Regions from separate parts of the Homo sapiens genome. Here region 2 is linked to region 1. A link is an interaction called in ENCODE POLR2A ChIA-PET data of the cell type or tissue named here. Cell type or tissue: HepG2. All regions are shown on one strand. Each heading gives the region's core, and the rest is flanking DNA. Links, peaks and the distances in the headings are about the cores only. Region 1 has its middle 42 kb from the start of LINC01714. Region 2 overlaps ERRFI1 (ERBB receptor feedback inhibitor 1).

Evidence for each region. ChIA-PET counts read pairs that join two places held together with the same protein. Peaks named below come from ENCODE experiments on the same cell type or tissue, not always from the same donor. Only the 100,000 strongest peaks of a DNase experiment are listed, where the experiment ranks them.
Region 2: POLR2A ChIA-PET joins it to region 1 with 16 read pairs; 13 of 35 experiments call an interaction of 5 or more read pairs at or near these places.

Annotation. Positions count from the first base shown.
Region 1 is chr1:8,164,177-8,169,557 of GRCh38, reverse strand. No RefSeq gene overlaps it. Among named protein-coding and RNA genes, the nearest start is that of LINC01714, 42 kb to the left of the region's middle. RefSeq lists enhancers at 1,936-2,609, 3,555-3,849. In HepG2, for the core only: a CTCF peak has its summit at 3,701 (motif pointing right); no DNase peak of the experiment used is centred there.
Region 2 is chr1:8,019,146-8,024,526 of GRCh38, reverse strand. The region is part of intron 1 of ERRFI1 (ERBB receptor feedback inhibitor 1); the gene reads left to right. Among named protein-coding and RNA genes, the nearest start is that of ERRFI1, 4.5 kb to the left of the region's middle. In HepG2, for the core only: no CTCF peak of the experiment used is centred there; DNase peaks (open chromatin) are centred at 2,667 and 4,306; H3K4me3 peaks cover 5,000 bases.

The DNA.
Region 1 (5,381 bases), core at 123-5,122:
AAGCGTGGACCCCCCAGGGCAGTGGAGGGTGAAACCAGGGAGCCCCTTCTGACCCATCACCAATGGTCTCATTGTGACTCATTTTCTTTACCCCTACAATTCATGATCATTGACTCATCTCACATGATAATTAGATTAAATCCATGAAGAGTGCTGCATCCTAGGTATTTTGTTGTTGCTGTTGTTGCGGCCCAGGCTGGAGTGCAGTGGCGCGATCTTGGCTAGCTGCAAACTTCACCTCCCAGGTTCAAGTGATGCTCCTGCCCTAGCCTCCTGAGTAGCTAGTATTACAGACACCTGCTACCATGTCCAGCTAATTTTTGTATTTTTAGTAGAGGTGGGGTTTTACCATGTTGGCCAGGCTGGTGTCAAACTCTTGACCTCAAGTGATCCCCCTGCCTCGGCCTCCCAAAGTGCTGGGATTACAGGCATGAGCCACCATGCCCGGCCCATCCTAGGTTTTTCTTGTTTTTTATTTTTTTGAGACGGAGTTTTACTCTTATTGGCCGGGCTGGAGTGCAGTGGTGTGATCTTGGCTCACTGCAACCTCTGCCTCCCAGGTTCAAGTGATTCTCCCCACTCAGCCTCCCAAATAGCTGGGATTACAGGCATGTGCCACCACACCCGGCTCATTTTTGTTTTTGTTTTTGTTTGAGATGGAGTCTCACTCTGTTGCCCAGGGTGGAGTACAGTGGGGCCATCTCGGCTCACTGCAACCTCCGCCTCCCAGATTGAAGCAATTCTCCTGCCTCAGCCTCCCAAGTAGCTGGGATTACAGGCGTGCACCACCATATCCAGCTAATTTTTAGTAGAGACGGGGTTTCACCATGTTGGTCAGGCTGGTCTCAAACTCCTGAGCTCTTGATCCGCCCGCCTTGGCCTCCCAAAGTGCTGGGATTACAGGCGTGAGCCACTGTGCCCGGTATAATTTTTGTATTTTTAGTAGAGACAGGGTTTCTCCACGTTGGTCAGGCTGGTCTTGAGCTCCTGACCTCGTGATCTGCCTGCCTCGGCCTCCCAAAATGCTGGGATTACAGGCATGAGCCACTGCGCCCAGCCCATCCTAGGTATTTTTAAGAGCTGTAAGTTTTATTCGTTTTCAAGAAAACTGGGCCTCAAAAGGAAAAATAACAGAGGCCCAGATGCTGACCCTCTGGTGGAAAATGCCATGGCTCGTTGAACCCCTTTCTCACAATGGAAACTGGAATCCATGTGGCAGAAGATGGATGGCTGCGAAAGATGATTTAGACAATGTTCAGGAGTCCAGCAGCTCCAAGGTATTGCAGTGCCCACAGACACTCACGGTGTAGCTTGACTCTGCTACACCTCAGTCATGTCCTCAGTCATTCCTTCATGAATAAGGTGACCAGTCACCACAGGAAGGGCATGTCCTGTGAGTGGCCTTCTGAAGGGACAGGATGTGACTGGAGCCACAGAGGAGGTTGTGGTTGGGGTACAAGGAGATGGCTCAGCCACCAAGCTGGGGATGCTCACACACGCAGGGTCTCAGCATGGCAGGCAGGGGCTGCTGTCAACAGGGTCCCCATCTGCATGCAGCCCCGGTCTCTTCCAATGACTAGAAGCTCCCAGGGCTGTCCTGTTCTTCCCTTCTGTCAGATTTCACTTTCTGGTTGTAATTTGGGAAGGGCTTGTCCACACATTATCTGATTCTGTCTTTTTTTTTTTTTAGACAGAGTCTCGCTGTGTCACCCAGGCTGGAGTGCAGTGGTACCATCGGGGTTCACTGCAGCCTCCACCTCCCAGGTTCAAGTGATTCTCCCGCCTCAGCCTCCTGAGTATCTGGGACTACAGGTGTCTGCCACCACGCCCAGCTAATTTTTGTATTTTTAGTAGAGACGAGCTTTCACCATGTTGGCCAGGCTGGTCTCAAACGCCTGGCCTCAGGCAATCCACCCACCTCGGCCTCCCAAAGTGCTGAGATTACAGGCGTGAGCCACCACTCACATCCGATTTCATCACTTACTTGAGACCCTGATAAAGTTTAAGGTGTGTGTGTGTGTGTGTGTGTGTGTGTGTGTGTGTGTGCTTACAACAGTAGAGACTTTTTTTTTTTTTTTAGGGGAACTGGCCCATATGGATGACTCATCTCTAGGTGTTTCACACTCTAAGCTTATGAAATGCTTCTCCAATCAGCTAAGAACCAATGGCCCAGAACTTTATCAACTTCTGATAGGAGTTTGCAGCCCACAAAACCCAGCTCAGCACACTCCCTGCAGAGAAAACATCTGCACCTGGGCTTCTTGGCCCAGAAAAAGGTGATGTAGCCACTTCAGAGTAAAGTGTAGCCATTGTTCCTCCTCCCCCTCTGTCATCGTCAGGATGGACCGCCTGCTGGGGGCCCTTACTGGGATATTGTTTCTCTGATTTATCTTTTAGCTTCAAGTAAAATAGCAATAAGCGATGCTAATCACAAGCATTTTCCTGAAATTCAGTCCATGCCTTAATGCTGAAACCACGCTGGTAAATTAACTCGCACTGGCACTAAAATGATTCATGTCATTACTTCTAAAGAGTGAGACAATGAAAGTTACCAAAAACAGTGTGATCTCCAGCAATAAAGGGATGTGGGGTGCTTTTTTATTTTATATATATAAATAATGATTTAAATAGAGATGGGGTTTCACCATTTTCCCAGGCTTGTCTCAAACTCCTGGACTCAAGTAATCCACCCTCCTCAGTCTCCCAGAGTGTTGGGATTACAGTCATAAGCCACAACGCCCAGGCGTGGAGTGCTTTTCAATCTCTAGTCCAGCTTCATGGGTGAGCACTTGGACGTGCATAAGATAGACAGGGTGACACCGTCACCCCCTTCTCAAAGGTGGCTCTTTGGACAAGAACATAATTCCCTCTGAGAAGCCTTGGCCATTGCTACACTGGAGTCCTGCCAAAAACACACCAGCTGTCTTTTTCCTTTTCTCTCACTTGGGCACCAGAATTGGATCATCGTGTGATCCAAAAAGAGCAGGGATATGTTACTGCTGGATTCACTTCAAAGAAACATAAGACACAGAGCGAGAAATCCAGATTCACCCAAGAACTATAATAAAATGCTCAATAATGGAATATCTCCCTGGAGAGGGAGATTGAGTAATGGTTACTCTTGAAGCAGTTTTACCCCTGGAAGAAAAGCTGAGTGGGATCGTGGTCTTTGCAAGTAACCATCTCAGTTGAAGTCTTCCAGGGGGTGGCAGGTACCTGACTCTAATTGTTTCTGGCCCCCACCCTTCCTCCACCCTGTGCCTACCCCGTCCCCTCATCCTCAGGTCCTGGGTCAGCCCCACCCCCTGCAGCAGCCACTCCAGATCCTGTGCTGAGTGAACTCCCATAGAACTGTCGGTTAGACAAGCTAGATCAGGCATGGGCCCACACAACCTTCAAGCTCTACACGGTCTGTCCAGTATGATCCAGAAGGTTCTCATGGGCAGAGTCATCCAGGCAGAGGGAGGCTCTATCTGTCATACACTCCTACAGCCACTGCAGCATGGGGAAGAAACAGGACAAAACGCACGCTGGCTCTTAGAGCTTTGTATTCGTCTGTTCTCATGCTGCTATTAACAAAATGCCCGAGACTGGGTAATTTATAGAGGACAGAGGTTTAATTGACTCACAGTTCCACATGGCTGGGGAGGCCTCAGGAAACTTACAATCATGGTGGAAGCTGAAGGGGAAGCAGGCAACTTCTCCACAAGGTGGCAGGAGGGAGAAAAGCGTGGGGGGCGGGGGAGGGGAACTGCCATCATAAAACCATCAGATCTCGTGAGAACTCCCTCACTACCATGAGAACAGCATGGGGGACACAGCCCCCACGATCCAATCACCTCCCACCAGGTCCCTCCCCTGACACCTGGGGATTACGATTCGAGATGAGATTTGGGTGGGGATACAGAGCCAAATCATAGCAAGCTTCCACCCAAGTGACAGACGTCACTTGCACTCAGATTGCATTGGTCAAAGTAAGTCAAATGGCCACCCCAACCATAAAGGGGATGGGGGAGTACGATTCTATGAAAACTTAGAAAGAGAAGAGCCCCAGCTGGGCACAGTGGCTCATGCCTGTAATCCCCAGCAGGCTTTGAGAGGCCGAGGCAGGAGGATCACTCGAGGGGAGGAGTTCAAGACCAGCCTGGGCAACAAAGCGAGACCTCGTCTCTACAAAATAAAAAAATTAGCTGGGAGGCCGAGGCAGGCAGATCACATGGTCAGGAGATCGAGACCATCCTGGCTAACATGGTGAAACCCCGTCTCTACTAAAAATAAAAAAAATTAGCCAGGGGTGGTGGCACATGCCTGTAGTCCCAGCTACTCGGGAGGCTGAGGCAGGAGAATCGCTAGAACCCGGGAGGTGGAGGTTGCAGTGAGCCGAGATCGAGCCACTGCACTCCAGCCTGGGTGACACAGCAAGACTCCATCTCAAAAAAAAAAAAAAAAATTGAGCTGCATGGGGTGGCACATGGCTGTAGTCTTACCTTTCTATTCAGTAGGCTGAAGTACGAGAATCACTTGAGCCCAGGGGTTTGAGGCTGCCCTGAGCCACGATTGTACCATTGTACTTGAGCCTGGGTGGCAGAGCAAGACACTGCCAAAAAAAAGAAAAAAAAAAGGGCCATGACAATTTGTTAAAGAATTCTGATGACTACGACAGGGTCCATGCCATCACACGCGGTGCTGTCAGTTTAGGAACGACAGCACCCAAACGTCATCACCAGGGAGGGAGCTCTCCAGGCTGGAGGAAGACGGGGCCTGCTTGGCCAGCCGGGTGGTTGAATGGACGCTGGATTCAAAGGAATGGCTGACAAAAAGTAGAAACAATCCAAATGTCTATGAACTGATGAATACATAGACAAAGTGTAGCATATCTGTACAATGGAATATCACTCAACAAGAAAACGCAATGCTGACACATGCTATCACATGGATGAACATTGAAACATTACGCTGAGTGAAATTAGTCAGTCACAAAACAGTACATATTGCCGGGCGTGGTGGCTCACCCCTGTAATCCCAGCACTTTGGGAGGCTGACGCAGGCGGATCACGAGGTCAGGAGATTGAGACCTTCCTGGCTAACACAGTGAAACCCCGTCTCTACTAAAAAAAATACAAAAAAATTAGCCGGGCGTGGTGGCGGGTGCCAGTAGTCCCAGCTACTCGGGAGGCTGAGGCAGGAGAATGGCATAAACCCAGAAGGCAGAACTTGCGGTGAGCCAAGATCGCGCCATGCACTCCAGCCTGGGTGACAGAGCGAGACTCTGTCTCAAAAAAAAAAAAAAAAAAGACTACATATTATATAATTCCATTTATACCACATGTCCAGAGTATGCAGATCTACAGAGGCAGAAAATAGGTTAGCGGTTGCATAAA
Region 2 (5,381 bases), core at 321-5,320, 150 kb after region 1:
TGTATAGCTTCTATCTTATGCAGCCTTGCACATAGTTGATGTTGATAAATAATTGCATGAAAGCATGTTTTACCTTTTAAGGCTCAGCAGGATTGGAGCAGTCATTGATAAGGGTTGGAAAGCAAATCTGTTTAATTTTTTTATGGCTGTTATGAAATGCCTGAATTATTGATATTTTTGACGGGTAAAACTGTTGTTTCAATCATCGGTTTTCCTACTTGCAGTTCACAATATATACTGGTCACTCTTTATAAGATTTAATTATGCTTGAGTTTTTGTGTGAAAATACCTCTTGACTGCTGCTTCTCAAAAGTTGAGCTAGATAATACTTCCTTTCTGCTGAAACTAATGGTGGCTTTTCAAAGCAATTTGCGTAAATTACAGGCACAATCTAACATGCTTGAAACTGACCTGATTGTCTGCATACCATCAGATTGCTTTAGAAAGGAGCAGAGGAAGGAAAGGAGGTGTCAGGGGTAACTCCAGGAATTGGAATGGCATAGGCTCCCTCTGCCAGAGAAACAACTCTGCTCTTGATCTAAATAAATTTGAATTGGTACCTCATCATCTGGATCCATTTGGATACATTTAGCATCCTTTGCGGGTGTCTGGCTATACAAAAGCTAATAAAGAACTCGCTACATAAACGCAGTCCAGTTGTGGTATTCTGGCATTGTTCACACAGCATAAACACGTGCTTTGTAAAGGTAGATGAGGCGAATGAGTTTGAGGGTCCTAAATGTAAGTTACTACCTTAACAATTAGTTTTAAGATAGGGAAAAGTTACTGAGGGGGGTTCAGATTTCAGAAGGTGGTGGGGAGGATTCTCAGATTTCAAGTCTTTGTTGATACTGTAGTCCAATTCCTCACACCATAAAATTGGGCAATATTACGAAAAGACCACTCTTCCAGGTCTCAATGAATGTGTCTTTAAAATGTGGGGCTTTTGGCCGGGCTCAGTGGCTCAGGCCTGTAATCTCAGCACTTTGGGAGGCCAAGGCGGGCAGATGGCTTGAGCCCAAGAGTATGAGACCAACCTGGGCAACATGGTGAAACCCTGTCACTACAAAAAAACACAAAAATTAGCTGGGTATGGTGGCACACGTCTGTAGTCCCAGCTACTCAGGAGGCTGAGGTGGGAGGATTGCTTGAGCCTGGGAGGCAGAGGTTGCAGTAAGCCAAGATCACACGACTGCACTACAGCCTGGTGACAGAGTGAGACTCTGTCTTTAAAAAATAAACAAACAAAAAAATGTGGGGCTTTGGCTACAGAAATGGAGCCCTTTTCAACTTGGAAACAATAGGAAGGTAAGGATTGGAAGACATTATCCAAAAGCTCTTATTCAATACCCCAGATGTGAAACTGGACTAGTTACAGATTGTTTTTTAAACAACTATTCGCTCAGTAGAATTGTCTTCTGACTCTTATCAGGGCTGCCTCTTTTTCAGCCTTTAGATTTCCATTTAAAAGTCACCTACTCAGAGAGGCCTTCCCAAACCACCTGTGTAAATATATGCTCCTCTGCCTCCTTATCCTATTGCTGCTGTACCCTGCTTGTTTCCTTGGAAGGTATCGCCATCTAAAATTGTTTGCTTGCTTGGCTATTCTCTTCCTCCCTCATTAGATGGAAGGCTTCTTCAGGCAGCAGCCATCTCTATTTTTCACCTCACATGGTGTCTAATCCAGAATAAGCACTTGATAAATATTTGTGAAAAGAATTAATCCTTGCCCTCTAAGAATTTTTGAGCTGAATGAGCACTATGAGTTGAGTTTCTGTTCCTGCCTCTGCTATTGACTAGCACTTAGGTCTTGAGCATTTAACTTAACAGCCTTTTGCTTCAGTTTCTCCATTTATAAACAAGAATGTTACAAGGAGAAATGAGGTTGTTGCCTAAAATGAAGATACTATAGAGTGGAGAGGTAGTGAAAGTGTGGGGAAAATGCTGGATTATAGTACAGAAGAGCCATGATCGCCCTTTTGCTTATAGCAAGATATTTAACCTCACTTTGTTTCCTCATCTGCAAAATGGAGATTCTAATCCCTGCCTCTTCTTACAGGGATGTTGTGGGGATCAAGTGAGATAATGTGTAAGAAGGTGCTTTGTAACTTGTTGAGTGCTTTACAAATATAAGGTATGCTATTGTTAAATTCCGGATTTTACAATACAGTGTGATTATAATGCCATCATTGGGATCCATGCTGTGAAAGCATGTTAAAAGGAGGCCCGTTGGGTATATGTAGTAACCGCTTATTACGAGTAAAAACAGACTTGTGTTATATGAAATAACCATGTTGTAAAGAGTTCTGTTGTGGTGGGGCATCCGTGGATCGTTAAAGACTGAGGGCTTCAAAATAGTTGTTTGAAGTGGTAATAGAATGTCAAATTGATGCCTTAACCCACCCATTTTAGAGGATACATAGGCCAGATCTACAATTAATAACTTTTAATAGGAGAATTTGAGGGAGTTGAAGTGAAACAGGAACTTTCATAGGCTACAGGTTACCCAAGAAAAACTATTACCAGTAAATCCATAAAAAAGGATCTGTGCTACCCTTACAAGTTGAGCAGTATAGTCAGTCGGATCCTACTTCGCCAGTTTAAAAAGCCGTAGGGACAGGAAGAGGCAGTGTGGTGTGTTGGTGAAGGGCCTGGACACTGAGGCCGGGCTGTCTAGTTGAAGTCCTGGCCCCATTGCTCACCAGTTTTGACCTTGAGCAAGTTCTTTAACTCTGTGCCTCAAGTAAGTGAGAGTAATAATAGTAGCCCACCTTATGGCATTGTAGAGAGGATTAAATGAGTTCATACACATAAAGCACTTAGAACCATGCTTGCCTGGCAGTTGTATGTCCAGTGAATGTTAGTTATCATTAATGGTTTTATATTAATTGTAACAATCTAGAGTTACCCATCGGGTAACTTAAATGCTTGTTAAATAAATTTGAAGTTTTAAAGACTTGCGTCCCATCATTAGACCATTGTGCTCGTTGTCTTTAGATTAGAATTCACTTTTATAGTAAGAAATAATCTATTGTTATATGTCAAAAAGAAATAATATTTTTCTCCCCTCTGTGTGTATATATAGTTACTGATTGTGCTACTCTGTAGGAGAAATACAAAGGACAAAAGAATGTATTCCTGCTATCCTACTTTTCTGCTGTCACACTAAAATTGTGTGGGAGGCTTAAGTGAGTTGAAAGACTGGATTATGGTAGTTGAGGGAATGGGTTTTTTGTTAGTTTACCATTTTTTAAAATACTTAGCTAGAAAGCATTCTGAATTATTGAATAAATTACGTCATTTATTTTTTATTTGACAGTTTGAAGATAAATTATTTTCTCTGTTGCCTCTATTTCACCACCTACAAATGGTCCATTATGTTCTGGACATGTTTAAGAGCCTCTGAGGAATGGAGCTGCAAACACAGACACAAATGTTCATCTTTGCCACACTGAACTATATTTTAATGTTTACTGAAGCCATCAAGCTTTTCTTGAATTCATGCAGGAGTATTTTAATTACATTAAAACATGGCATTATTTTAAAAGTAATCTATGTTTTTAATTTAAAGGCTACTTATGCTTACCATGGTAGAGAGTACAACTAAGGAAGTTTTCTTAACTTGCCTCCCTCTTTCTTTTCCTACCCCTACCTAAATCATAGGCTATTAAAATGAAATCTGGGCCGGGCGTGGTATCTCACGCCTGTAATCTCAGCACTTTGGGAGGCCGAGGCAGGAGGATCACCTGAGGTCAGGAGTTTGAGACCAGCCTGACCAATGTGGAGAAACCCCATCTCTACTAAAAATACAAAAATTAGCCTGGCGAGTTGGTGCATGCCTGTAATCCCAGCTACTCGGGAGGCTGAGGCAGGACAATCGCTTGAACCTGGGAGGTGGAGATTGTGCTGTGCACCATTGCACTCCAGCCTGGGTGACAAGAGTAAGACTCCGTCTCAAAAAAAAAAAAAAAAAATTGGTGTTTTTTTGTTTGTTTGTTTGTTTTAATTTCCTCACAGGTGATTATTTTAGACATTTTAAAAAATAAACATGCAGAGATTGGTATATTTGGGGAGGATCTAAAATCATGGAGTTTGTCATATTCCTAAATCAGTTTCCTTTTATAAATTTTGCCTTTAAATGTAGTTACCTTATTATCTTCCTTGGTTATGGAAGTACTTAATGTAGGTGATTCTTAAATGGAACTGAAAAGACCATTTATCACCCTGAATAAACAGAAATCAGGTTCTAGAACCAGATTGAAAGGAGGAAATTACATCACACTCTTAAATAAGGAAGCACTGGGCAGAACTGGATGAGTTGTATGACAAAAATGTGCCCCTCCTCCTCCCATGGATGGCTTCTGAGATTTATTAATGAGATCTGGTGGCCAGGTAAGCATATCTAGGTTACTGCCTTAAGGTAGCCTGCATTTTTCTTTTTTTTTTTTTTTTAAGCAGTTTCAAAGAGACTGTCCTCAAGCTAAAGGCATATGATTTCACCTTAATGAAGAAGGTGCAGTGTGCTTTTGGTGTAACTTTTTTAGAAAAATGAAAGTCACCTTAAATTCAGCAGCAAAAACACAGTCTAGAAGGAATAGTGTTTTAAGAGAAGGCAAAACACTGTTTTAAGAAAGTACCCCCCCAATTGCTTCAAGTAAATATACTGTAACAGAAACCAGTTTAGAAAGCTACACTGTTAACCACTGAAGCTTATAATTTTTACTCAGTCTACAAACTGTCTTCTTTGAATTCTGGAAATGAATTTCATAAAAATTCCTTCCTGTTACATATCCTAAGGTTGTTACATTATTATTGGGCAGTCGCCTCACTCCAGCACGCATTAACTTTATCCTTTATAAATCTGCTTCTCCCCTGAGCTCTTCACTGACTCACAGTGTATGTGAATCTTTCATGTCATTACTTTTTAAAAATGAGATGGATATTTTCTCAGTATCCATTTAATAAATAATAGACATGAATGATGCCAAGATCTACAGGGGGAAAGCATAAATCAGACATCAGTTCTGTCCTAGATGATTTGAAGAGTGGAAGGGGAATTGGGGCCCAGCACAAAATAACACAAGAACAGAGCACCGCTGCTCCAGTGTTTCATGAAAGGGAGCGGCTTCATGGAGAAGGCAGGGTAGAGCTGACCTTAAAGGATGAATCGAATTGTAACAGAGATTTGGGGAAAATAGAAGCGCGCTTGAAAATATAGATTAGGTTTATATTGTGGAGGCCCTAAATTGCCAGGCTGAGGAGGTTTTATTTAGGAGCCTTTGAAGGTTTTTTGAGCAGCAGCAAATCTTAGCTTGAGCTGTTGTTAAGGAATATTGACTTGGTACTAGTGTTGTAGAATAGGTTGCATATTGCCAGACCCC